Linked DNA regions of Homo sapiens: region 2 is linked to region 1. Evidence: read pairs that join two places in POLR2A ChIA-PET (ENCODE). Cell type or tissue: OCI-LY7. All regions are shown on one strand. Each heading gives the region's core, and the rest is flanking DNA. Links, peaks and the distances in the headings are about the cores only.

Region 1 (12,653 bases), core at 2,633-10,632:
GTGCAGTGGCGCAATCTGGGCTCACTGTAACCTCCGCCTCTTGGACTCAAGCCATTCTGCCTCGGCCTCCAGAGTAGCTGGGATTACAGGCACCTGCCACCACACCCAGCTAATTTTTGTATTTTTAGTAGAGACAGGGTTTCACCGTGTTGGCCAGGCTGGTCTCCCACTGACCTCAGGTGATCCGCCCACCTCGGCCTCCCAAAGTGCTGGGATTACAGGCATGAGCCATCACACCTGGCCTCAATAAATATTATTGAGAACCTACTATGTGCTAAGTATGATCTAGACACTTGAGCTCATTAGTGGGTAAAACAAAGCACATGCCAGTTGAGGGAGACAGACAACAAACCCAGTGCATTAAAAAAAAAAAAAAGAAAAGAAAAAAAACATAGCGAATAGGTTAATTTTATGTTAGAAGGTGGTTAAGTTCTATGGTAAAAAGAAAAAGTAGAAACATGTCAAGGGGACAAGGACAGGTCCCACTGATATGTTCAGGTAGGCCTCTTGAGAAGCGAAGGGAGGTAAAGGAGTGAGCCAAGCAGTGATCTGGGGGAAGAGCATTCTGAGCAGAGGGAACAGCAGTGCAAACGCCTTGAGGTCAGAGCATTGGCTGGTAACGTTCCATGTGGAAGTGGAGTGAGAGGCAGAAAAGGAAAATAACTTCAGTTTTTCCTCAGAGTGAGAAGTAGCCTTTGGAATGTGATGATTTGACTTAGTTTTTGTTGTTGTTGTTGTTGTTGTTGTTGTTTTTTATGAGACTGAGTCTTTCTCTGTCACCTGGGCTGGAGTGCAATGGCACGATCTCAGCTCTGTGCAAACTCTGCCTCCCAGATTCAAGTGATTCTCCTGCCTCAGCCTCCCGAGTAGCTGGGATTACAGGTGCACATCACCACGGCCAGCTAATTTTTGTGTTTTTAGTAGAGACAGGGTTTCCACATGTTGCCCAGGCTGATCTCAAACTCTGGGGTTCAAAGGATCCTCCTGCCTTGACTTCCCAAAGTGCTGGGATTACAGGGATGAGCCACCGTGCCCAGCTGACTTAGATTTTAAATCCTAATGTCTAAACATCCTGATTTTCAAGATGTAATCCTATGACTATATGTTACTTTAACTTGCAATTAGGTATTTGGTGGGTTATTTTGACAAAATGTTATTCTGTCTATATCTGTATATTTGCCTTTTGTGTTTGTGTGAGGGAAGACAGTAAACTTGTTTTCTTTTTTAGATATAAAGTCATGAAGAACTGGGGAGTTATAGGTGGAATTGCTGCTGCTCTTGCAGCAGGAATATATGTTATTTGGGGTCCCATTACAGAAAGAAAGAAGCGTAGAAAAGGTAAGAATGAGAACACTGCATCATGGTCTGTAGACTTGACCCAGATCCCTGTTATCTGAAAACAGTACAAAGAAGGTGGGGAGGTTGGTCATATTTGTTCTCTGTATCTTTAAAATTAGGATTTCAGGTTTTCAAACAGTACTTTTACCGTTAGTCATTATTTTATACCATGTAGTAAAAAGATTTCTATTTCAGCCCCTCTCCAGACTGGAGTTGGAGGCATGCTTTGTAATGAAAAATGTCAAGCGGCATAATTGTCTAAGAAGTGTTCTCATTAGTACGGCAATTGTAGTTTTCAGTGGTACAGACTGACCAATTACATCATACATTTGTGTTCTCTCAGACTAGCTTGCTAGTAACTGGTAAAAATTTCAAGTTAGTGCCTTCATTACTAAAAAATTATTTTCTTTTTTTTTTTAATGCTCCCTTTTGAAAGTGTGGCTCTATGTAACATTGATTAAAATTCAGCAAAGAAAGAAAGAAGAATGTGGTGAAATTTGATCATTGTTAAATCTGGGGACAGTTATAATTGAGGTTTATTTTACATTCTCCCTCCTTTTTTTGTGTCTTTGAGAACTTTGATAATAAAAAGTTTTTTTAAAAGATTGCTAGCAGAAGAGAGAAGTATATTAGATTTCATTGATCTCTGCAGAAAGACTGATCAGAATTGGTATAGTGGTGTCTTTCCCAGTGATTGTTAAGATAAGAACAGAATCATTGTCCTGGGGAAGTAACAACAGAACAATTGTTTTCTTCTGTTCTGAGAAACATTGCTTTCTGATTAAAGAAGAAAGAGAGCATGTAGGGGAGAATGAGGAAGAGAAAAAGACAGGAGATGGTTACTAAGTGTTTTTGTACATTTAGGAAGAACCAAGCTGTGCTGGATACCATGATAGGTTTCAAAAATAACACACAAAGGGGACCTGTCCTTCTGTGCTTACAGTCTGCGGAGCAGTACTAGAACCAAGCCTTGGCACAGATAGAAGGCCTGGCCCCAGATCTCTGTGGATAAGGATCTTCTTGGATCGGGATTCCAAATTTAAGGCCACAGCGCAGGAACTCTGGGTCCCACATGGGAGAGAAATTGATCAAATGTGATATACTGTTCTCTTCTTCCCCCTGCTTTTTTTTTAGGGCTTGTGCCTGGCCTTGTTAATTTAGGGAACACCTGCTTCATGAACTCCCTGCTACAAGGCCTGTCTGCCTGTCCTGCTTTCATCAGGTGGCTGGAAGAGTTCACCTCCCAGTACTCCAGGGATCAGAAGGAGCCCCCCTCACACCAGTATTTATCCTTAACACTCTTGCACCTTCTGAAAGGTATCTAGATGGGAATTTCAAGGGAATTATGTACCTTTTCAAAGAAGTCCAGATGACAGAGACTCTTATAACAAAGAGTTAATACCTTATTGTAGGAAAAGATCATACAGATCATTATGAATAAACAACACCAAGAGCCCAATAGATACAAACAAGTATTTTTTAAAAATCAAAGATGGAGGCCGGGTGCAGTGGCTCATGCCTGTAATCCCAGTACTTTAGGAGGCCAAGGCAGGTGGATCACGAGGTCAGGAGTTCGAAACCAGCCTGACCAACATGGAGAAACTCCATCTCTACTAAAAACACAAAAAATATTATCTGGGCATGGTGGCACATGCCTGTAATCCCAGCTACTCAGGAGGCTGAGGCAGAAGAATCGCTTGAACCCGGGAGGCGGAGGTTGCGGTGAGCTGAGATCGCACCATTGCAGTCCAGCCTGAGCAACAAGAGCGAAACTCCGTCTCAAAAAAAAAAAAAAATCAAAGATGGAACCATTTATTTTTTAAATTGTCAAGTTAATAACAGCTTTTTAAGGAAGGAAAGAAATCCACTGCCACATAAACAGTTTCATCGTAAGAAGTATTCTGGTTTCAAAAACATTAAAGTAAAAAAAAAATGTCCGTTAGCCTAGAAAATAAGGTAATTCACAAAAGAAGTAATACAAATTGCTAACAAACTCAAATGTTCGACTCGACCATCATCAAAGAAGTATAAACAAAATAAAAATGCTGTTTTTTGCCTGTCAGCAAAGATTAAAAAACAAATTTGCAGCCCTGTCCAGCTGTTGGACAATACATCCATACACCGCTGAGAGGGGTGTAACTTAGTGCCACTTTTCTGGAAAGCAGTTTGGAACTACACAATAATAGCTTGCGAAATACTCAGTACTGTTTGACCCAGTAATTCCATGTCTGGGAGTCCGCCTTATGAAAATGGTTAGAAACGTAGATTGTGACTTAACTAGCCTGAAAAATGGAGTCTAAAAGCAAACAAGTTTAGGAATGGCTGAATGGTAGCCCCCAACTTGGAGAGTCACAATATACACTGGCTTGGTAAAGGTTTTAAGAAATAACCTACCCAACTTTTTTTTGTTTTTGTTTTTTGAGACAGAGTCTCACCTTTTTTTCCCAGCCTGGAGTGCAGTGGTACAATCTCAGCTCACTGCAACCTTCACCTCTCAGGTTCAAGTGATTCTTGTGCCTCAGCCTCCTGAGTAGCTGGGATGACAGGTCTGTGCCACCACACCCAGCTAATTTTTTGCATTTTTAGTTGAGACAGGGTCTTACTATGTTGGCCAGGCTAGTCTCAAACTCCTGGCCTCAAGTGGTATGCCTGCCTCAGCCTCCCAAAGTGCTGGAATTACAGGCATGAGCCACTACGCCTGGCCCCAACTTCATTTTTATTTTTATTTTATTTTATTTTTGAGACAGAGTCTTGTTCTGTTGCCCAGGCTGGAGTGCAGTAGCACGATCTCAGCTCACTGCAACCTCCGCCTCCCGGGTTCAAGCGATTCTTCTGCTTCAGCCTCCCTAGTATCTGGGATTACAGCTGCATGCCACCACGCCCGGCTAATGTTTGTATTTTTAGTAGAGACAGTGTTCGCCATGTTAGCCAGACATGTCTCGAACTCCTGACCTCAACTGATCTGCCTGCCTCAGCTCAAAGTGCTGGGATTACAGGCGTGAGCCACTGCACCTAGCCCAACTTCATTTTTAAACCAACTTTTTGACTGTAGAACTGTTTTTTTTCTTCATAAAATCTGCTGACATTCCATGGGTATTATACAGAGTGCAATGTATGCACAAAGATCTCCAACACCTAATTATAATGGCAAAAGGAAAGAATGTAGATATCAAACAGAATCATTAAGCAATCACCTGTGGCCATACTACCCTGAACTTACCTGATCTCATCAGACCTCGGAAGCTAAGCCGGGTAGTGGTTGGCTAGCACTTAGATGGGAAAATGATAAAGTAATCGATGGCATACAGCCATTAAGAATCACTTTTATGAAATTTTTTTTTAATTTGGGTGAGGGCATAGGCTGTAATATTAAATTTAAAGAGCAGCGTACAAAATATAATTTGACTTCATCAAGGTAGGAACTTCCACAGATAAAGACTGGACTGAAAAATGCTGAAATGTTAGCAGTGGCCATTTTGGTATTGTGCAGTCATTGGTAATTTTAAAATCATTTTTGGAAAAAAACTATACTTCAACTTTTAACAATAAGCATATATTGCTCTCACTGTAAGGAGAAAATTGGATTTAAAAAACATTCAGCTAAATCGTGCTTCACTGAGGTATTTTCCCATGTGAGCTCTGCTTGACACAGAAATCTTTATGAAGCAAGTGTACTTTTCTGTGGAAGAGGTGACTTGGGAATAATTTCTTTTACTATCCTGTTTTTTTAGCCCATTCCTGGTTTAGAAAAAAAAAATGTGCAACTCGCTGCCAGCGTTCATCTAATTTTACGTAAACATGCTCTTTGAGGCCGAAGCAAATCTGACTGATTTTAAATGCGAAAATAGAAAAACTGTTCTTGGAGTTCTTTCCTTTTTTTTTGAGATGAGTCTCGTCTTGTCACTCAGGCTGGAATGCAGTGGCGGGATCTCGGCTCACTGCAACCTCTGCCTCCCAGGTTCAAGCAATTCTCCTGCCTCAGCCTCCCGAGTAGCTGGGATTACAGGCATGCCCCACCACGCCTGGCTAGTTTTTGTATTTTTAGTAGAGACAGGGTTTCACCAGGCTGCTCTCGAACTCCTGACCTCAAGTGGTGCACCTGCCTTGGCCTCCCAAAGTGTTGGGATTACAGGCGTGAGCTACCATGCTTGGCCTTTTTAATTTTTTTAAAAAAATAGAGATGGGGTCTTGCTATGTTGACCAGGCTGGTCTCAAATTCCTGACCTCAAGTGATCCTCCCATCTTGGTCTCCCAAAGTGCTGGGATTACAGAGGTGAGCCACTGCACCCAGCCATGTTCATGGGAGTTATTTCTAAATAGAACTTGTCTCTAATCCTAATGTAACAGAAATGTATATGATGTTACATTAGGATTAAAGACAGGAGTATTCTTGGGGCAAATGGGAAATGGGTTAAAAACACCACTCCAAAGATTTTGTGAAAGCTGAAATGTCCACATGAGTTATCCTAACCCTGACCTCAGCACTGCCCTTATCCTTCACATGGGACCCAGTGCTGGGAGCCAGAGCCATCCTTGGGCTGCTGTCCCAGGATGTCTGCTCATTTCTCTGCTTCTGCTTTCCAATGTCTCTAACTTTGGTTTAAAAAAAAAAAAAAAAATTTTTTTTTTTTTTTAGACAGGGTTCTTCTGTCTGTCGCCCAGGCTGGAGTGCAGTGGCACAACCTCAGCTCACTGCAGCATCTGCCTCCCAGGCCCAAAACAATCCTCCATTTCCATTTCCCAGGTAGCTGGGACTACAGGCACATGCCACCAGGCCTGGCTAATTTTTTGTATTTTGAGTAGAGACAGGGTTTTGACTTGTTGCCCAGGCTGGTCTCGAACTCCTAAGCTCAAGCAATCTGCCTGCCTTGGCCTCCCAGAGTGCTGGGATTGCGGACATGAGCCACCATGCCTGGCCTATAAATAATTTTTTAATTATACAAGTAATGCATGAATCAGTTCTCTTTGTAAAAGATTAAAGCATTACAGAGAAGGCCAAAGTCCCCTTTATCAATACTCAACCCTGCTCCCCTCCACCTTTCCCAAAAGGAAGCTATAGGTGAATCCTTCCAGACCCTTTTCTGTGCATTTGAATACATTTCTATGCATCCATAGAAATTATATATTGTAGGTTTTTTTGTTTTCTGTTTTGTTTTTGTTTTGTTTTTTGGAGACAGGGTCTCACCCAAGCTGAAGTGCAGTGGTGCAGTCTCGGCTCACTGCACCTCAGCCTCCTGTGCTCAAGCTATCCTCCCACCCCAGCTTCCCAAGTAGCTGGGACTACAGGTGCGTGCTGCCACACCTGGCTAATTTTTGTATTTTTAGTAGAGATGGGGTTTCACACTGTTGCCTAGGCTGGTCTTGAACTCCTGGGCTCAGGTGATCCACCCGCCTCAGCCTCCCGTAGTGCTGGGATTACAGGCATGAACCACCACACCTGGCCTGTATATTGTTTTGTTCTGTTGGTGATTTACATGGCCAAATATAATACATTAGAGAAGCGTCCATTTTAGTACATGTAGCTCTACCTCCTTCACTTTTTTTTTTTTTTTTTTTTTTTTGAGACGGAGTCTCGCTCTGTCGCCCAGGCTGGAGTGCGGTGGCATGATCTCGGCTCACTGCAAGCTCCACCTCCTGGGTTCAAGCTAGTCTCCTGCCTCAGCCCCCCGAGTAGCTGGGATTATAGGCGCCATGCCTGGCTAATATTTTTGTATTTTTAGTAGAGACGGGGTTTCACCGTGTTAGCCAGGATGGTCTCAATCTCCTGACCTCGTGATCCGCCCGCCTTGGCCTCCCAAAGTGCTGGGATTACAGGCTTGAGCCACCGCGCCCAGCCTTTTTTTTCTTTTTTGAGTGTATTGGTCTTATAGTTTGTCTTCTGTGAATTGCTAGTTTATATCCTTTGCCTACTTTTTAAATTGTGGCAAAATATCCATAACATAAAATTTACCATTTTCAGCATATAGTTGAGTAGATTAAGTACAGCCACACTGTTGTGCAGCAGTCACGGCCATCCCTCTCTAGAACTCTTCATCATCCCGTACTGAAACTGTACCCATGAAACAGTAACTCCCACTCTCCCCTCCCCCTAGCCCTTGGTAACCACTGCCCTACTTTCTCTCTCTTTGAATTTGACTCAGACCTCATTAAGTCATGAGTTTCCTCATATTTATAAGATGTACCTCATTAAGCGGACTCATATAATATTCACCCTTTTGTAACTGGCTTATTTCACTTAATGTCTTCAGGGTTCATCCATGTTATACCATGTATCAGAATTTCATTCATTTTTAAGGCTGAATAATATTCTTTCTATTTTTTTTTTTAAGACAAAGTCTCATTCTGTCACCCAGGCTGGAGCGCAGTGGTGCGATCTTAGCTCACTGCCACTTCCGCCTTCCAGATTCAAGTGATTCTCCTGCCTCAGCCTTCCGAGTAGCTGGGATGACAGGCGTGCACCACCACACCTGGCTAATTTTTTGTATTTTTAGTAGAGACGGGGTTTTACCACATTGGCCAGGCTAATCTTGAACTCCTGACTTCAAGTGATCTGCCCACCTCAGCCTCCCAAAGTTCTGGGATTACAGGCGTGAGCCACCACGCCAGGCCTAGGCTGAATAATATTCTGTTGCATGTATATGCAGCATTTTGTTTGTCCCTCTGTCAGTCAGTGGACATTTGGCTTATTTTCATTCTTTGGCTATCATGAATAATGTTGCTGTGAACATTAGTGTCCAAATTCCCTGCTTTCAGTTATTTTCTGTAAACACTCAGAAGTAGAATTGCTGGATCAAATGGTAATTCTGTTTAATTTTTTGAGGAGCTGCTGTGCTGTTTTCCACAGATGGTGCACGATTTTATAATTCCACCAGCAATACATAAAAGTTCCAGTTTCTCCTCACCAACAGATATTATTTTCTGTTTTTATTGATAGTAGCCATCCTAATGGTATGGTAATTGCTTTAATTTGCATTTCCCTAATGATAAGTTATATTGAGCATCTTTTCATTTGCTTATTGGCCATTTTGTCTATCTTTTTGGGAGAAATGTCTGTTCAAGTCCTTTGCCCATTTTTGAATTGGGTTTCTTTTTTTTTTTTTTTTTTGAGAAGTCAGTCTGTTGCCAGGCTGGATTGCAGTGGCGCCATCTCAGCTCACTGCGACCTCCGCCTCCTGAGTTCTAAGCGATTCTCCTGCCTCAGCCTCCTGAGTAGCTGGGACTACAGGTGCATGCCACCACACCCAGCTAATTTTTGTATTTTTAGTAGAGACAGGGTTTCACCATGTTGGCCAGGATGGTCTCGATCTCTTGACCTTGTGATCTGCCTGTGTCAGGCCCCCAAAGTGCTGGGATTACAGGCATGAGCCACCACGCTCAGCATTGTTTGGTTTTTTGTTGTTGAGTTTTAGAAGTTCTGAGTTCATATATTCTGGGTATTAATCCCTTATCAGATGTGATTTGCAAACCTTGGTCACTTTTATTTTCTTCTTTGGGACAGAGTCTTGTTCTGTTGCCCAGACTGGAGTGCAGTGATGCAATCTCAGCTCACTGCAATCTCTGCCTCCAGGGTTCAAGTGATCCTCCTGCCACAGCTTCCCAAGTATTTAGGACAACAGGTGTGCACCCATCACCCCCGGCTAATTTTTGGGTGTTTGCTGTTGCTGTTTTTAATAGAGTTGATGGTTCACCATGTTGGCCAGGCTGGTCTTGAACTCCTGACCTGAAGTGATTAACCACCTCGGCCTCCCAGAGTGCTGGGATTACAGGCGTAGACCACTGCACCTGGCCTCATTCACTTTTACAGCTGCATAGTTTCCATAATGTCAAGACACCCCAGTTTATTCAGGCATTTGCTTCCAGCTCCTTGTCAAGATAAGCAGGCTACAGTGAACATCCTTATACATATCCCTTTATGCACCTAAGCATGCATTTCTCTAGGAAAAAAATTGCTGGATTGAGAAAGTAAAATTGCTGGATTGTACAATATGAAAATGTTAGTAGATATTGCCAAATTGCCCCATAGTATTTTAGACAAAGTTGGGTTAAAGGAGGCATTAAAATTTTCCTTTGGGGGGTAGTTGGTGGGGGGAGCTAACAGAAGGGCTGCCCGAGGGGTATGGGAGAAAGATGTGGTTCATTTCCCAACCCTGCTCCCTTTGTCCTGGGAGGGAAAGGGCTAGCCCCAGGGTATATACACACTGATGCAGAAGCCTGGACTTTATTATTATTTTTTTAAGTGAAAGCAAGTTTATTAAGAAAGTAAAGGAATAAAAGAATGGCTACTTCATAGGCAGAGCAGCCCAGAAGTCTGGGCTTTAAAGGAATCTTTCAAGCCCATTGACGGCAAGTCAGAAAGAAGAAACAGGCTGGCCTACTGTATCTTGGGAGTCACTGAACTTCCAGAAACTGCACTGAGAGGCAGGCTTCTGTATTTTTTTCTCTCACACTCTAGCAGTACTGGTCTAGTGTAACATGCTGGGAAGGAGGGTGGCCAAGATCAGGAGTCTGCACCTGATGGCTCATGGGCCAAATCCAGCCCACCACCTGTTTTTGTCAATAAAGTTTTATTGGAACACAGTCATGTCCATTTGTTTAGGTACTGCCTATGTCAGCCTCAAATAATCAAAGAGTTCGAGATCCAGCTAAAAGGGTTTATTGAAGCACAAAGTGTGAAGGCGGCTGTCTGGGGACACACAAATCCCAGGAAATGGTGATCAGTGCTCCCAGTGTGGGGAAAAGTGGGGATCATTTATATGACAAAAACGGAGGTACTGAACAGAATTATAACATTTTCCATACAATGGCTAACATACAGATGTAAGATTTGATTGGCTACTATGGATTACACTCTTAGGGGGTTGCCTACCATTCTGTTGTAAAGAGGTAATAATCACAAGGATCTCTATCTCCAGTCCATTCAGCCTAGGTTTGAGGGAAGAACAGGGAGTCTGGTTAACGTGTAACATCTCAACACAAAGGTCAGGAAGCAGTGGCCATGCGCCAGAGAAGAAAAGCAGCTGTGTTACATGACTGTTTCCAGCACTTTTTCCCTTGGCATAATGCATTTAGAAGGTCCTGAAATGTTATTTTCTTTTTACATCTATGGCTGCTTTTGTGCTGCAGTGGCAGAGTTGAGTAGTTGCAACAGAGACCATGTGGTCCACAAAGCCTAAGATGTGGCCAGGCACAGGGGCTCACACCTGTAATCCCAGCACGTTGGGAGGCCAAGGTGGGCAGATCACTTCACCCCAGAAATTCAAGACCAGCCTGGGCAACATGGTGAAACTCTGTCACTACAAAAAATACAAAAATTAGCTGAGCACAAGGACATGTGCCTGTAGTCCCAGCTGCTCAGGAGGCCAAGATGGGAGGATTGCTTGGGCCCAGGAGGTCAAGGCTGCAGTGAGCCAAGATCATGCCACTGCACCCTAGCCTGACAGAATGAGACCCTGTCTCAAAAAAAAAAAAAAAAAAAGCAAGCCTAAGATGTTTATTTTCTGGACTTTTACAGAAAAAGTGCCAATCCTTGGTCTAGAAGTAATTATAATATAAATAAGCCCATCAAACTTTTATTAGGCCTGATTCTACCTGTGATTGAAAAGTAAACCACTCGGGTGGGTGCAGTGGCTTGCACCTGTAATCCCAGCACTTTGAGAGGTTGAGGTGGGCGATCATGAGGTTAGGAGTTCGAGACCAGCGTGGCCAACATGGGGGAACCCCCATCTCTACTAAAAATACAAAAATTAGTCGGGCATGGTAGCGCATGCCTTGTAATCCCAGCTACTCGGGAGGCTGAGGCAGGAGAATCGCTTGAACCCAGGAGGCGGAGGTTGCAGTGAGCTGAGATCACGCCATTGCACTCCACCCTGGGCGACAGAGCACGACTCTGTTTCAAAAAAAAAGAAAAGTACACTACTCAAAAGACCCTTTAGGCTGCTGCATATAGCTTGATGCTTTGCCTTGAAAATCAGAAACTCAAATACAAACAAATACAAGCAAAGGCCTTGGGAAACAGCCCTGTGGAGAGGAGTGTAGCACCAAATATGGGGTTGGACTGGATGAATGTTAAAGGGCCCTCCCAACCTGAAAGTTGTGAGTTAAAATCATTTTGCTCAATAAGAACCTTGCAACAAATTTATATTGATGATGATAGTTTGAAGATACAGGAATCGGTTACTTCATTTAAATGCTGCAGCCTCATGAAAAATTACATTCATTCAGTAAACATAAATGCCTAATAGAGTACTAAGCATTGGGTAAAGCTACAAAGAATGATGAAAAATACCTAATTCTAAGGTTAATCCTACAGTCCTTAATTTTTTTTTTTTTTTTTTTTTTTTGAGATGGAGCGTCACTCTGTCACCCAGGCTGGAGTGCAGTGGCACGATGTCTGCTCACTGCAAGCTCCGCCTCCCGGGTTCATGCCATTCTCCTGCCTCAGCCTCCCGAGTACCTGGGACTACAGGCACCCACCACCACGCCCGGCTAATTTTTTTTTTTTATTTTTAGTGGAGACGGAGTTTCACCATGTTAGCCAGGATGATCTGGATCTCCTGACCTTGTAATCTGCCCACTTCGGCCTCCCAAAATTCTGGGATTACAGGCATGAGCCACCACACCCAGCCTGCGGTCTTTAATTTTTAATTAACTTTGATATGTTATACTGTGCAAGTTTTCTGGTTAGTTGTTATGCTGATGAATTTAATAATTGTCTTACCTTTTTTGTTTCCAGCCTTGTCCTGCCAAGAAGTTACTGATGATGAGGTCTTAGATGCAAGCTGCTTGTTGGATGTCTTAAGAATGTACAGATGGCAGATCTCATCATTTGAAGAACAGGTGAGTACAACATTTGAACAGGTTTAGCTTGGAGAATCCTTTCCCCTAGTGACTTGGGGCCTGACCTTAAAATTGCCTGGCCCCAGTGTACATTTCTGTGACATTTTAGACAACTTTAGTGTTCTGGGACCAGAGTACCAACTTTGTTCCTGCTCTCATGATCAGAGGGGAGATACAGCTGTTTTTCACTCAGTGGATGGAAGGTTAGCAGGATGGGACATAAACACACAGTTGCCAAAGAGCAAAATCTTTTTAGTTCTTGAGTGACTTGGCACTCCAATAAGTGATAGGGACACCTGGGTTCTTTAGAAAGAGGCAGGTGACTTTACCTTGGAGGCCCAGAGGTTTAGGTAAGATTTTTCTGGACCACACCCTCATTTTTTAAAAAATCAATCTTCGGAGCTTTGCTTAAAGTAGCCCGAAACCTCAAGCAGATGTCATATGCAATTTCAAGGCCGTATTCAGTCACTCCCACCTCC
Region 2 (12,653 bases), core at 2,314-10,313, 94 kb before region 1:
GAACGCAACTTTCAGGTAAGTCAAAAGAAAATTTACTTTGTTTTACCTGGAACTTTACAAAATTGTTCTTTTCAGAAAACCATGCTGTCAATGACAACGCTGTGTGCAGCATTTGAGTCACTGATGGGAAGCTTCAGTGTCAGCTTTCACTCAGGGTTTATCTATGAATACACTGATCTAAACCTTATTTTAAAAGGTCAAATGTAAAGAAAAACCATCAACAATATTCAGTTAAGTCCAAACGTATTTACAATCAGGGGCAGATATTGACCCCTTCCTCTTGTCATCTAGACAGAGTTGTAGGTAAACATTTGCATATTAAAAATAAATTTTATTTTATTAATGACGTTTTAAATTTCTCCCTCCTAGTTAGCACTTTAGAACTGATTTCTTTCTTTTTCTCATTAACAAGTTTATTTTGGCATCATTATTCTAACATCTATTGTACCAGGATAAAACTATATCAAAGTATAACTGTACTGAGTGATATTTTTACTATGAAGAATAAAACATAATATAAAGGCAGTTTCCTGTGCGGGCAAACTCATTTTGAAGTTATTTTAATGAATGACATACTCTTACATCCTCCTAATTTGCAAATGAAACAAGTAACTTATTTCTTTCTTATTTATTTATTTTGAGACAGGGTCTCATTCTGTTGCCCGGGCTAGAGTGCAGTGGTGCAATCTCGGCTCACTGCAGCCTCAACCTCCCGGGCTCAAGTGATCATCCCACCTCAGTCTCCCATGTAACTGGAAGCACAGATGTGTGCCACCATGCCTGGCTAATTTTTGTATATTTTATAGACATGGGGTTTCACCATGTTGCCCAGGCTATTCTCAAACTCCTGGGATCAAGTGATCCACCCACCTCAGCCTCCCAAAGTGCTGAGATTACAGGTGTGAGCCAACACGCCTGGCTGATTTCTTTTTTAAAGTACGTGAATGACTAGGTTATTTTATCTTTGGAAATTTTTTCTGGATAGTTAAGAAGGCGTTATTCAGTGTTCACTTTTTTAAAGAAATGGAGTGTTGCTATGTTGCCCACGCTGATCTTGAACTCCTGAGTTCAAGGGATCCTCCTACCTCAGTCTCCTGAGTAGCTGGGATTACAGAGGCACATTTTCCACATTTTTAAAGTAAAGAGGGCATGTGTTCAATAGGGTCAAGAACCACAGAGGGACACAATGCTTCAAGACAAACATGGGGCCGAGCACGGTGGCTCACATCTGTAATCCCAGCATTTTGGGAGGCTGAGGCCGGGGATCACTTGAGGCCAGGAGCTCAAGACTAGCCTGGCCAACATGGTGAAGCCCTGTCTCTACTGAAAATGCAAAAATTAGCCAGGTGGAGTGGCGGGTGCCTGTAGTCCCAGCTACTTGGGAGTCTGAGGCAGGAGAATTGCTTGAACCTGGGAGGTGGAGGTTGCAGTGAGCCAAGAACTTGCCACTGCACTCCAGCCTGAGGGACAGAGTGAGACTCTATCTCAAAACAAAACAAAACAAAACAAAAAAGACAAACATGGCACATATTCCTGGAGTGTTAATTACCCTTAGAGATTGGAAAAAAAATTAAGAGTAAACAAATACTATTTTTATATCACAATCAATGCCAAATATGAGAGGGTAAAATGCAAATTTCACGTGCATTTTCAACCTGCTCTGTGAGGTCTGGTCAGGCCTCTTTCTGCAATACCCTTCCCAGAGCTCCAAGGGTGAGTTCACCTTCCTGTCCCCCAGGGAACACTTCAGGGGGCAAGTATGAAACATACTGATTTTTTGCTTTAAGATATTAAACTGAATTAAAGGAGATGAGTGAGGAAATTTGGAAGCCTACCAAATGATTTCGAGTCTTTTAGAAAATGACTTTATGTGGCAGAGAGAATATTTTAAATAATTTTGCATCACCTCACAAGAAAGTTATTTTTTTCATTTCAGTCTTCATTTTTATGATTATGTCAAAGAGTCCGTGAGGTGCCAGTCTGTCTTTAACACCTATTTATCTATTTGTATTTATTTATTTTTTTTTTGAAATAGAGTCTCGCTCAGTCACCCAGGCTGGAGTGCAGTGGCACGATCTCAGCTCACTGCAACCTCCGCCTCCTGGGTTCAAGCGATTCTCCTGCCTCAGCCTCTGAGTAGCTGGTATTACAGGTTTGCACCACCATGGCCAGCTAATTTTTGTACTTTTGGTAGAGTAAGTGTTTTGCCATGTTGACCAGGGTTTCGCCATGTTGCCCAGGCTGGTCTCGAACTCCTGGACTCAAACAATCCACCCACCTCAGCCTCCTAAAGTGCTAGGATTACAGGCATGAGCCACCACACCCAGCCAACACATTTTAAAAAATAGCTACTCTCCTCTCTATTTAACACAGAAGGCACTGGGACAACCACAACCACTAAGAATTTAATAACATTGCTTTGTTTGTGTTGCATTTATTTTTGCAGTCACTTCCTACTTAAGGCAATTGTTATTGATCTTCCAATTAAGACTGTATAGTTTCACTTTCCAAAAATATATTACAATTTTTTTATTAGCCCCATGTTACAAGTGATCGATTTTTAAAAAGCAATTTGATATAAAGAAAGTTATTCAGGTCCGGGCAAGGTGGCTCATGCCTGTAATCCCAGCACTTTGAGAGCTCGAGGCAAAAGGATCACTTGAGGCTGGGAGTTTGAGACCAATCTGGGCAACATAGCGAGACCCTTGGTCTACAAAAATTAAATCAAAAAAAAGAAAGAAAGAAGAAAGATATTAAGTACATAAGATAATAGGTGGCACAGGATTTACTAAAGTCTAGGAAGTGATGATAATAATAAAGCAACATTTTTGCACTCCTAAATCCATGACTGTAACATCGGTACTGGCCATACAGACATTTAATCCCTTTCTTTTGGCTTAAGCTAACTTAATAGGGACTTTCTTCCTTGGAATCCAAGGAGTCTTGAATCAAACAGAAGACTTAATTGGCATCAGCGGGAGAAAAGAAGGCACCGAGACAAGTGCATGGGAGTTAACCCTCCTTCAAGGTCTGCTGGGAGCCGTATTATCTGTCCTGTTTGATCACAACAGGTTGCAGCTGGCTCTGCATTTGTCTGTTGATGCCAGGGCTTTCCAGCTGCCCCAAAATGAGGGCTCAGCAACCCTGTGTAAGGCCTGTCATGGATATTACAAAAGCAGGGGGTACTGCCAGCAAGCCCCACCCAATAGCTTGTTTGGGACTCCGCAGACATGTCTCACGGGCCTTTGGGCTTTTCATTAACTATGACTGTCATTCCGTCTAATATCTGTTCTGCCCTCTATAGATTGATAGCTCCTTCCTTCCTTCTTTCCTCCTTCCCTCTCTCCCTTCTTTTTACATTTATTGAGCATCCCCTTTATATAAGGCTCCAGGGTAGATGCATAGACATTATGCATTCATTAATTTGCTCATTCAATAAGCATGTATTGAGCACCTGCTGTATACCAGACACTGACATATTTTCTTCACCCATTCATTCATTTATTCAATAAACACATGTTGAACACATGCTGTGTAGCCAGCATTAAAGATACTGATATATATTATTCATCCATTCATGCATAAAATATGCATATATTGAACACCTGCTGTTTGCTAGGCCCTGGGCTACCGTAAGGAACATGACAGCCAGAGTCTCTGACTTCATGGAACTTTCATTTGCATTTCATTAACCACTGTCACAACATTACACTGGGTCCTCACAGCAGCCCTGTGAACAAAGGTTGTTATTTTCATGTCTACTTTACAAATTAGCATAGCAAGGGCCCAAGTAGTTGAGCAATTTGCTGAAGATCCGTAAGTGGTGCCAAAGTTGGAGCCAGAACTTCCAACCTTGAATGAGCCACTCCCTTCCTCTAGAGCCTTTGATGGCTCCCTGTGACCTCTGACAGAAAACATAAATGCACAATGCACATGTAACACAGCAAGGATGGGGGCCTGGTGGAATTACAGGGAACTTTCCCTGTCGTGTCAGCCTCTGTTCAACTCTAGCCAAAAGATACCATGACAAAATGTGGGTTCCAGGCCTCCAGATTACCTGATTTTCCAAAAAACACATAACTTTATTTTTATGCAAGATGTCATTTTTGAAATGGAGGCAACTGATTCAAAATCCTATAAAACATTGTGCAGGATAAATAAAACACATCGGGGGCCATATTTGGCCTATGGGTTACCAGTTTGCAACTTGTAGCCTAGAAAGCCTGGTGCTCGTGGGCCAAATGTGGCCTGTGGTATTCTCTAACACGTTCAACCGAAGGACAGTATTTACAGGTCGAGGAGGCCCAAGGATCATCAGAGGGAGTCCGAGCGCCTGCCAGGCACCTTCACTTCCTTCTTAAAGATAAGATAGACCTAATAGCTTTTGAACTAGATAGTGACCGCTCCATACCATATTCTAAGTGTATTATACACTTTTTCCCTCTCTCCCTTCCTTCCTTCCTTCTTTCCTTCTTTCCTCCCTCCCTCCATTCCCTCCCCCCACTTCCCTCCCTCCCTTCCTTCCTTTCCTTTCCTTCTTTAGAGATGACATCTTGCTCTGTCACCCAGGCTGGAGTGCAGTGGCTCAGTCACAGCTCACTGCATCCTTGAATTCCTGGGCTCAAGCGATCCTCTCACTTCAGCCCCCAAGTAGCCTGGACCACAGTCACATGCCATCATGCCTGGCTACATTTTCTTATTTAATCCCCCCATTAAAGTGCCTATTATGGAGTCTATTTTGCAGATGGGGAAACTGAAGCTCAGAGAGGTGAAGCATCTTGCCCAAGCTCACCTCAGTCAACAGGGGTGCACTGTGATATAAACCTGGATGCGTTTATCTCCATGTCTTCAAGACCACACACCTACAGTTTCCTTCACGTTTCCATGGCTGCCACAAACTCCCAGGTGGTAGAAACTTCTGTAGGAACCAAAGTGGCTCACTGAGTCCTAACCCCGTATGTGAATGCCCCACAATATCATGCGGTGAACGCCCCGGCAGGAATCTTATAGCTGGGCCAGGGCAGATCAAGGAGGTTCTCGGTGGTTGCCAAGGCTTGCCAGCTGCCTGGCTTGCACAGTGTTCCTGGGGGAATTTTGGGGAAGCTTTATAATTAGAGTCTGATCTGTCCTTCCTGAGGTTGGGCCAGAATTCCATGCTGGGGAGGAGGAAGCTCTGCAATCTGGGGACACTTTCTCTTTCCCTCTGGTCAGGCCGGTTTCATGTTGGGTATGGAATTTATCAAGCTGTTTGGAAGAACTGGCGGGACACCATATGGGCAGCCTTCCTGGGCTTCATCTATTTGGGATGAATGAATGTTCAACTAATCAACTAAATTCTGAGGGATAATTCAGTTATGTCTCCCAGCGGCCAAGGTCAGGGTTAAGGATGTGGACCCTGGAGCCAGGTGTGCCTGTATTTCAATGCTGGCATTGCCATTTACGGACACCACAAGCTTGGCAGTGGTATAATAATAGACATTTATGTCATTTTCTCTGTGCCAAGAGTTTTATGTACAAGGGCCATTTACTCCTCATAACAGCACCATGGGAGAGACTATTATTATCCCACCTACAGATGAGAAAACTGAGACACAGAGAAGTTGAATAGCTTGTCTTTAATTAGAGGAGCTGGGATTTGAACCCAAGCAGTCTGGCCTCAAAACCCATGCTTTTCACAATGACACTGCATTATTTCACTTGTCCAAATGAGCTTCTTAGGTAAATATTGAAATGAGGGCTGAGGCCAGGCATGGTGGCTCACACCTATAATCCCAGCACTTTGGGAGGCCGATGTGGGCAGATCACGAGGTCAGGAGATCGAGACCATCCTGGCTAACACGGTGAAACCCCGTCTCTACTAAAATTATAAAAATTAGCCTGGCCTGGTGGCACGTGCCTGTAGTCCCAGCTACTTGGGAGGCTGAAGCAGGAGAATCGCTTGAACCTGGGAGGCAGAGCTTGCAGTGAGCCAAGATCTCACCACTGCACTCCAGCCTGGGTGACAAAGCGCGACTTTGTCTCAATTAAAAAAAAAGGAAAAAAAGAAAGAAAGAAAGAAATGAGGGCTGAGCAGGCCCAGGAGATGAAGAAAGAACATGAAGAGCGGATGCCACATCACTGCAACTTGGCGATATTGTTTGCACATGTTTTCTAGAGCCTGGTTTCTCAACCTCAGCACCGCCAACATCTTGGACTGGGTCATTCTTTGTGGTGGGGGCTGTCCCATGCACTGTGGGCTATGAAGCAGAATCCTTGGCCCCTATGCACTGGATGCCAGTAGCACACCCCTCCCCCAACGTGTGACAATCAAAAATGTCTCTAGACATTGCCAAGTGCCCCTAGCCCTGAACTGAGAACTACTATTTTGGAAGGTGCCAAAATATGGTTACAACCTTCAAGATTCAGTAAATGGCATTTCTGAAAACCCCTCTGTAAATCTCTTTAAAATCTCCTCTGAGGCCCTTCACAAACATGAAGATGTCTATATGGGAACGCCAAGTGAATTACTGCCCCTAGTGGCAGAGTAAATATACTCTTCCAAGGGAAGTTGGGATCCTACATGAATGACCATTGTGCATTGTGGACTTTCCAGGTCAACAAAGAACACTCATCAGGCAGTTGCTGCTCTGGAGAGGATAAGGCAGTTGCTGCTCTAGAGAGGATAAGAAAGTAGCAGAGAGTGGAAACAAGGAGGTCTGGTTCTCATCCACCACAGCTCAGTCACTCAAGAAGTATTTATTGAGTGTGCACTCTCAACCAGGGAGGTCAGGCTCTGGGGCCAACTCAGTGAACAAAACAAATGCAGCCCCTTTCCTCACGGAGTTTACTAAATTCCCTCCACACTCTTCAGTCTTGTGCCTGTGGCAGACAACACTAGTCAATCACAGCACTATCCCACTGAGCCTTCTGACTCCTCAAATCCATGTTTCTGGCATCCTCTAATAAATGATTAGAACAGACACAGAGACAAAACCCACCTGCCCTTTCATTTTGGGGATTCAATGAATGGTAGCTATGAATATCTGTGTTTTCTAATTCAGCCTCCTCTGATATAAATAAGGAAATTTCAGCCCTAGATGGGGAGTGGCTTGCTTTAGCCATGCAGTGTCAGATTCAAGCCCAAAGTTAAGGTATTTTTACTCATTTTCTGTTATATTCCTCACTGCCTTATGATTCAGCAATTGGATAGCAGAATTTGGGGTTCAGCAAATTTCCTCATTATGGATTCCTGAAGTGTGTGTGTGTGTGTGTGTGCATGTTTGTCTTTTGTGTGTGTGTGTGTGTGTGTGTTTGTGCATGTTTGTCTCAGGAACAAATAAATGAATTTTTTTTTCCAGACAGAGTCTCGCTCTGTTGCCCAGGCTGGAGTGTAGTGGCATGATCTCGGCTCACTGCAGCCTCCCCATCCTGGGTTCAAGCAATTCTCCTGCCTCAGCCTCCTGAGTACCTGGCACTACAGGTGCATGCCACTGGGCCTGGCTAAGTTTTGTAGTTTTTGTAGAGATGGGGTTTCGCCATGTTGCCTAGGCTGGTCTCTAACTCCTGAGCTCAGGTGATCTGTCCTCCCAAAGTGCTGGGATTACAGGCATGAGCCACCACTCCTGGCCTCCTTTGATTATTTTAAAGGCTTAAAGATTAACATTGGATTCAGCCTCAGACAGCCACAGCTTTACAGTTCTTTTAACGGCTGCTCAGCTCCATCAAAACAAAAATGACTCTGTTTTATTTTCAGAGGTGTTTTTTCTTCTCTCCTTCCTTCCCTCCTCCTTCCCTCCCTCCTTTCTTCCTTTTTTCTTCCTTCTCCCCCTTCCTCACTCTCTCTCCCTACCTCCTTCCTTTCTTCCTCCCCCCTCCCTTCCTACCTCGCTCTCTTTCTCCTTTCTTCTTTCCCCCTTTCCTTTTCTTTCTTTTTTTTTTTTCTGAGACAAATTTTCACTCTTGTTGCCCAGGCTGGAGTGCAATGGCACGATCTCGGCTCCTGAGTAGCTTACAGGCATGCGCCACCATGCCTGGCTAATTTTGTATTTTCAGTAGAGATGGGGTTTCACCATGTTGGTCAGGCTGGTCTCGAACTTCTGACCTCAGGTCATCCTCCCACCTCGGCCTCCCAAAGTGCTGGGATTACAGGCATGAGCCACCGCGTTCATGCCCTCTTTAGTTCCTTCCTTTTTTTCTTCCTTCCCTCCCTCTGTCCCTTCTCCCTCCCTCCCTTCTTCTTTACTTCCCTCCTCCTTTTTTTTCCTTCCTTCCTTCCTTCCTCTCTCCTGTCCTTAAACTCTTGTTCATTCTTCCAAACAGAAAATCACCATGCCATCACTCATATGCTCCAGAAACAGGAAGTGGGTGGGAGAGCAGATGGGGGCAGAATCTAAGGAGCTGCCACTGAAGACCAGAGTAATTCCTTCTTGGGTTAACAGGGGGGTAATAACCAGCTTTTACTTCCTTTGGGAGCCCCAGAGAGGCCTTTCCAACTGCCATCTCCAGCCCCATCACCGGCCAAGACCCCGAGGCCCATCATGGCTGCATTTAGTTTCCAGCCTGCTGCCTCTGGAGTTACATTCTTGGCAATTATATTGATCACCATTTCTTGGCAGTTATATTGATCACCATCTTCCAGGTGTCTGCTGGCCCAAGTTTCCTGCGCAATAGCAGTGAGAGGGGATGCAGCTGGAGTCTGCATCCTCTATGGCATTGCTGGAACGTTCATTCATTCATTGAGCCATCACCTGCTTCTGGAGCACCTACTGATTCAAGCCACAGGCATCATAGTGAAGACAGAGCTCTAGACTTAGAATGAGCAAGACCTGATTCTGTGATGAGCAAACCATGTGGTCCTGGGTAAGTTGCCCACTCTCCGTGCCTCAGTTTCCTCTTCTATCAAGTTAGAGTGATAATAGCACCTACTTCAATGGTTATTAAGGGGATTGGATGAGCTAACGCATGAACCATACTTTGCATCATGCCTGCTATACAACGCGCTATTTTATTTTCAGCCCATGATTTGCTAGTTGTAGTGGAGATTGCCTGTTACCTACCCAGCATCCAGATCTCACTTCTTCCTTCCTAACAGAATTCTAGGTTTGTTGAGGTAGCCCATTCCCAGCTCCAGTAGTAGGTTATTCTTAGTCTAAGCCAATCGTTTTCAAAGTATGGTCCCAAGCATTGACATTGCATGGGGTCTTGTCAGAAATGCTACACTCGGAATTTCAGTTTACATGTGTCCTGTGCCTAGCATGTGCCTGGCATTGTACAAAGAGATTCACACAGTGGCTCACATCTGTAATCCCAGCACTTTGGGAGGCTGAGGTGGGAGGACTGCTTGAGGCCAGGAGTTTGAGACCAGCCTGGGCAACATAGTGAGACCCTGTCTGTCTACAAAAAATAAAAAAACAATTAGCTGGGCATGGTGGCACAAGTCTTGTCCCAGCTACTTGGGAGGCTCAGGTGGGAGGATTGCTTGAGCCCAGAAGGTCAAGGCTGCAGTTAGCTATGATTGCACCTTTGCACTCCAGCCTGGGCAACAGAGCAAGACCTTGTCTCAAAAAAACAAAAGAAACAGTGATTTACACCTCAATTAACCCTAATTCATCTCTATTAACCCTCCAATACAGGTTCTGTTATTTTCTTCTTTATACGTATTAGGAAATTGATAATCAAAGAGGTCAATTTGGCTGAGCACAGTGGCTCATGCCTGTAATCTCAGCACTTTGGGAGGCCATGGCCGGTGGATCACTTGAGGTCAGGAGTTTGAGACCAGCCTGGCCAACATGGTGAAACCCTGTCTGTACTAAAAATACAAAAATTAGCCAGGCTTGGTGGCAGGTGCCTGTAATCCCAGCTACTTGGGTGGCTGAGGCAGGAGAATCACTTGAACCCAGGAGGCCGAGGTTGCAGTGAGCCAAGATCGTGCGATTGCACTCCAGCCTGGGCGACAGAGCAAGACTCCGTCTCAAAAAAAAAAAAAAAAAAAAATGTCAGTTTGCTTGCCCAAGATCACACAGCCAGTAGTGGCAAAATTGACACTGAACCTGGGTCCACCTGATTTCAAGGCCCTGAGCTGTAAGTTCCCTCTTCCTTCTTGTTTGCAAATCCATTTCATATCATGTCTGAGCTCTCCCAAAAGCTGGCTCTAAGATAAGGATCCTAGTAAAGATAGTTTATTTGAGCAGTGATTCCAGTAGGGGAGTGGAGAAGTGAGACAGGGAAGGGAAGGAAGGTAATTCAGGGTGTCTTCATGAACAGGCTCCCACAGCAGACACTGGAGCTCAGTCCTGCTGGGATTGAGAAATGGCTTTCTGGGTGCAGTGGCTCATGTCTGTAATCCCAGCGCTGTGGGAAGGCCAAGGCAGGAGGATCGCTTGAGGCCAGGAATTTGAGACCAGCCTGGGCAATATGGTGAAATCCCATTTCTACAAAAAATACAAAAATGAGCTGGGTGTATTGGCGCATGCTTGTAGTCCCAGCTGCTTGGAGGGCTAAGGTGGGAGGATTGCTTGAGCCTGGGAGGTTGAGGCTACTGTGAGCTGAGACTGTGCCACTGCACTCCAGGAAGACCCTGTCTCAAACAAAAAGAAAAACAAAAAACCCAAAATTTGAGAAATGGCTCTCTTTAGGGCAAGAGAATCAATGGCTTTATCTAGTATCCCTTGACTGCCCCAGCCAGGGGTAATGAGGAAATGGTTCTGGTCCAGGGGATATGAATAGGCATTGATTGTCTAGATTCTGAAATGTATATGCGTGGGCCCCACTAGGAATCTGTGCTTTGAAGAGAGTCCACAGCAGCCTTACAGCAATGTCTTCTCACTGTACTTCAACATCATCCTTATTAGGCCTCCCAACTGCTAATGCAGAACGGGTTTGCTACTTGTCCAGACCATCACCAAGACAACCCAGAGGACATGCGTTTAGAAGAGTAAGTTTGCCTTACTGTTTTCCTGCCGTACTGGTCTGAGATATTTCCCCAGAGCGTGGAGCTGGACATCATGCCTACAAAGACCACCTGTGGGGGGAAAGACAGTTGTCATTAGACAGAGGATGTGGATCATTGCACAGAAAGGGAACAACAAACGGAAGTGGTGACGTCACCCTCTAGGTAACAGCAATGATCTAACATTCACTGAGAGCCTGCCAAGGGGCAAACACTAAGTGCTTCCCGCAAGCTTCCCAACAATCCCATGGGGAGGGTGCTATTATTATTCCCATTTTACAGATGAGGGAACTGAGACTCAGAGAGAGAGGCAATTGCAGGACCAGCGTCACAGAGGCGTTAAGTGGCGCAGCCTGCGCTGGTATCAGGCATTCTGGCTCCAGAACTAGCTTTTGACAAGTTTCACACCATCCCAAAGAAACACTTGCCCTGCTGCTGAGAAAATACCAAGGGCTGCAAGGTAGAGGTTGGCATACAGGAGGCTGGCATGGGAGCTGTAAACTACTAGTAAGAGAAACCACTCATTGTGTGGGAGGCCAAGTCATTGTTACATTGTTAATCCTTGGAGTAACAGCTGGTGAGATTTGAATGATCCTACTCATATGACAGAATGGGGAGCTGAGGCTCAGATAGATTAGAAACCTGCTCCGCCTCCCTGAAAGGAGAGAGTAGAGGCAAGTCTTAAGCCCAAGCAGGCTGACTGGCACCTCATCACCATGCTCTTCCCTCTCCAAGTGCCAGACACCATGCTGAAGCCTTTATGCACACATCTTACTGCATCCTCACAGTAGCCCTACTTGGTGGGTGCTTATATTCTCCCCATTTCACAGATAAGGCAACTGAGGGCCAGAGAGGGGAGGGCACAGATTCAGTTTGGTCTGACCCAAAAAGCATTTCTTGTGGCATGTCCGAGGGCAGGGAGTGGGGATGGTACACAGAAGCGTTCCAAGGGAGAAGCAGACAGTTTATGTATGTATAATTTATTTATTTGTTTGTTTGTTTGTTTAGACAGGATCTTGCTCTGTCACCCAGGCTGGAGTGCAGTGGTATGGTCATGGTTCACTGCAGCCTCAGCCTCCTGGGCTCAAGTGATCCTCTCACCTCAGCCTCCTGAGTAGGGGAGACTACAGGTGTGCACCACCATGCCTAGCTAATTTTATTTATTTATTTATTTAGTAGAGACAGGATCTCACTTCGTTGTCCAGGTTGGTCTCTAACTCCTTGCTTCAAGGGATCCTTCCACATCAGCCTCCCACAGTGCTGGGATTACAGGCATGAGCCACTACACCTGGCCCGAATGGATCATTTTAAGGGAATTCATTTCCAAGTTTTCAACTTCCCTACAGATTCTTTCTCAAGAACGAGTTAGGAGTCTTCTTCTCCATTTCCTGCCTGACTCCCTCTTTCTCAGCCACACCTCTCTAGGCCAGTCTGACCAAGGCATTGCTTTTCAATGTAAACCCTTCAGGGTGCCTCAGAAGGGGCACTGATGATGCACTTACAGATGACTTTTGCAAGTCATCTGGTTTCCAATACCTTTATTATTACTTTCAACAGAATTGAAAAACAGTCTAATCAAGCTGTCAGCAAGTTAGGTCATGGAACATAATTTTTCAGAAATGAAAGCTGTGTGCTCTTTGGCACACGCAATTTGGAGAGCGTTTTTAAAAATCAAGTGGCATTAGTTTATTGAGTTCTAACAAAACTCCTTCAGTTCCTCAAAACT

Evidence for each region. ChIA-PET counts read pairs that join two places held together with the same protein. Peaks named below come from ENCODE experiments on the same cell type or tissue, not always from the same donor. Only the 100,000 strongest peaks of a DNase experiment are listed, where the experiment ranks them.
Region 2: POLR2A ChIA-PET joins it to region 1 with 16 read pairs; 3 of 35 experiments call an interaction of 5 or more read pairs at or near these places.

The regions. Positions count from the first base shown.
Region 1 is chr12:109,055,454-109,068,106 of GRCh38, forward strand. It overlaps USP30 (ubiquitin specific peptidase 30), which reads left to right. Exons shown (of 13, transcript NM_032663.5): 2 at 1,229-1,338; 3 at 2,473-2,655; 4 at 12,071-12,174. It also overlaps the pseudogene RNA5SP372. Among named protein-coding and RNA genes, the nearest start is that of USP30-AS1, 7.8 kb to the left of the region's middle. In OCI-LY7, for the core only: no CTCF peak of the experiment used is centred there; DNase peaks (open chromatin) are centred at 6,778 and 7,418; H3K4me3 peaks cover 2,242 bases; H3K27ac peaks cover 7,711 bases.
Region 2 is chr12:108,961,478-108,974,130 of GRCh38, forward strand. It overlaps SVOP (SV2 related protein), which reads right to left. Exons shown (of 16, transcript NM_018711.5): 5 at 10,928-10,999. Among named protein-coding and RNA genes, the nearest start is that of SVOP, 53 kb to the right of the region's middle. In OCI-LY7, for the core only: CTCF peaks have their summits at 6,520 and 6,732; a DNase peak (open chromatin) is centred at 6,524.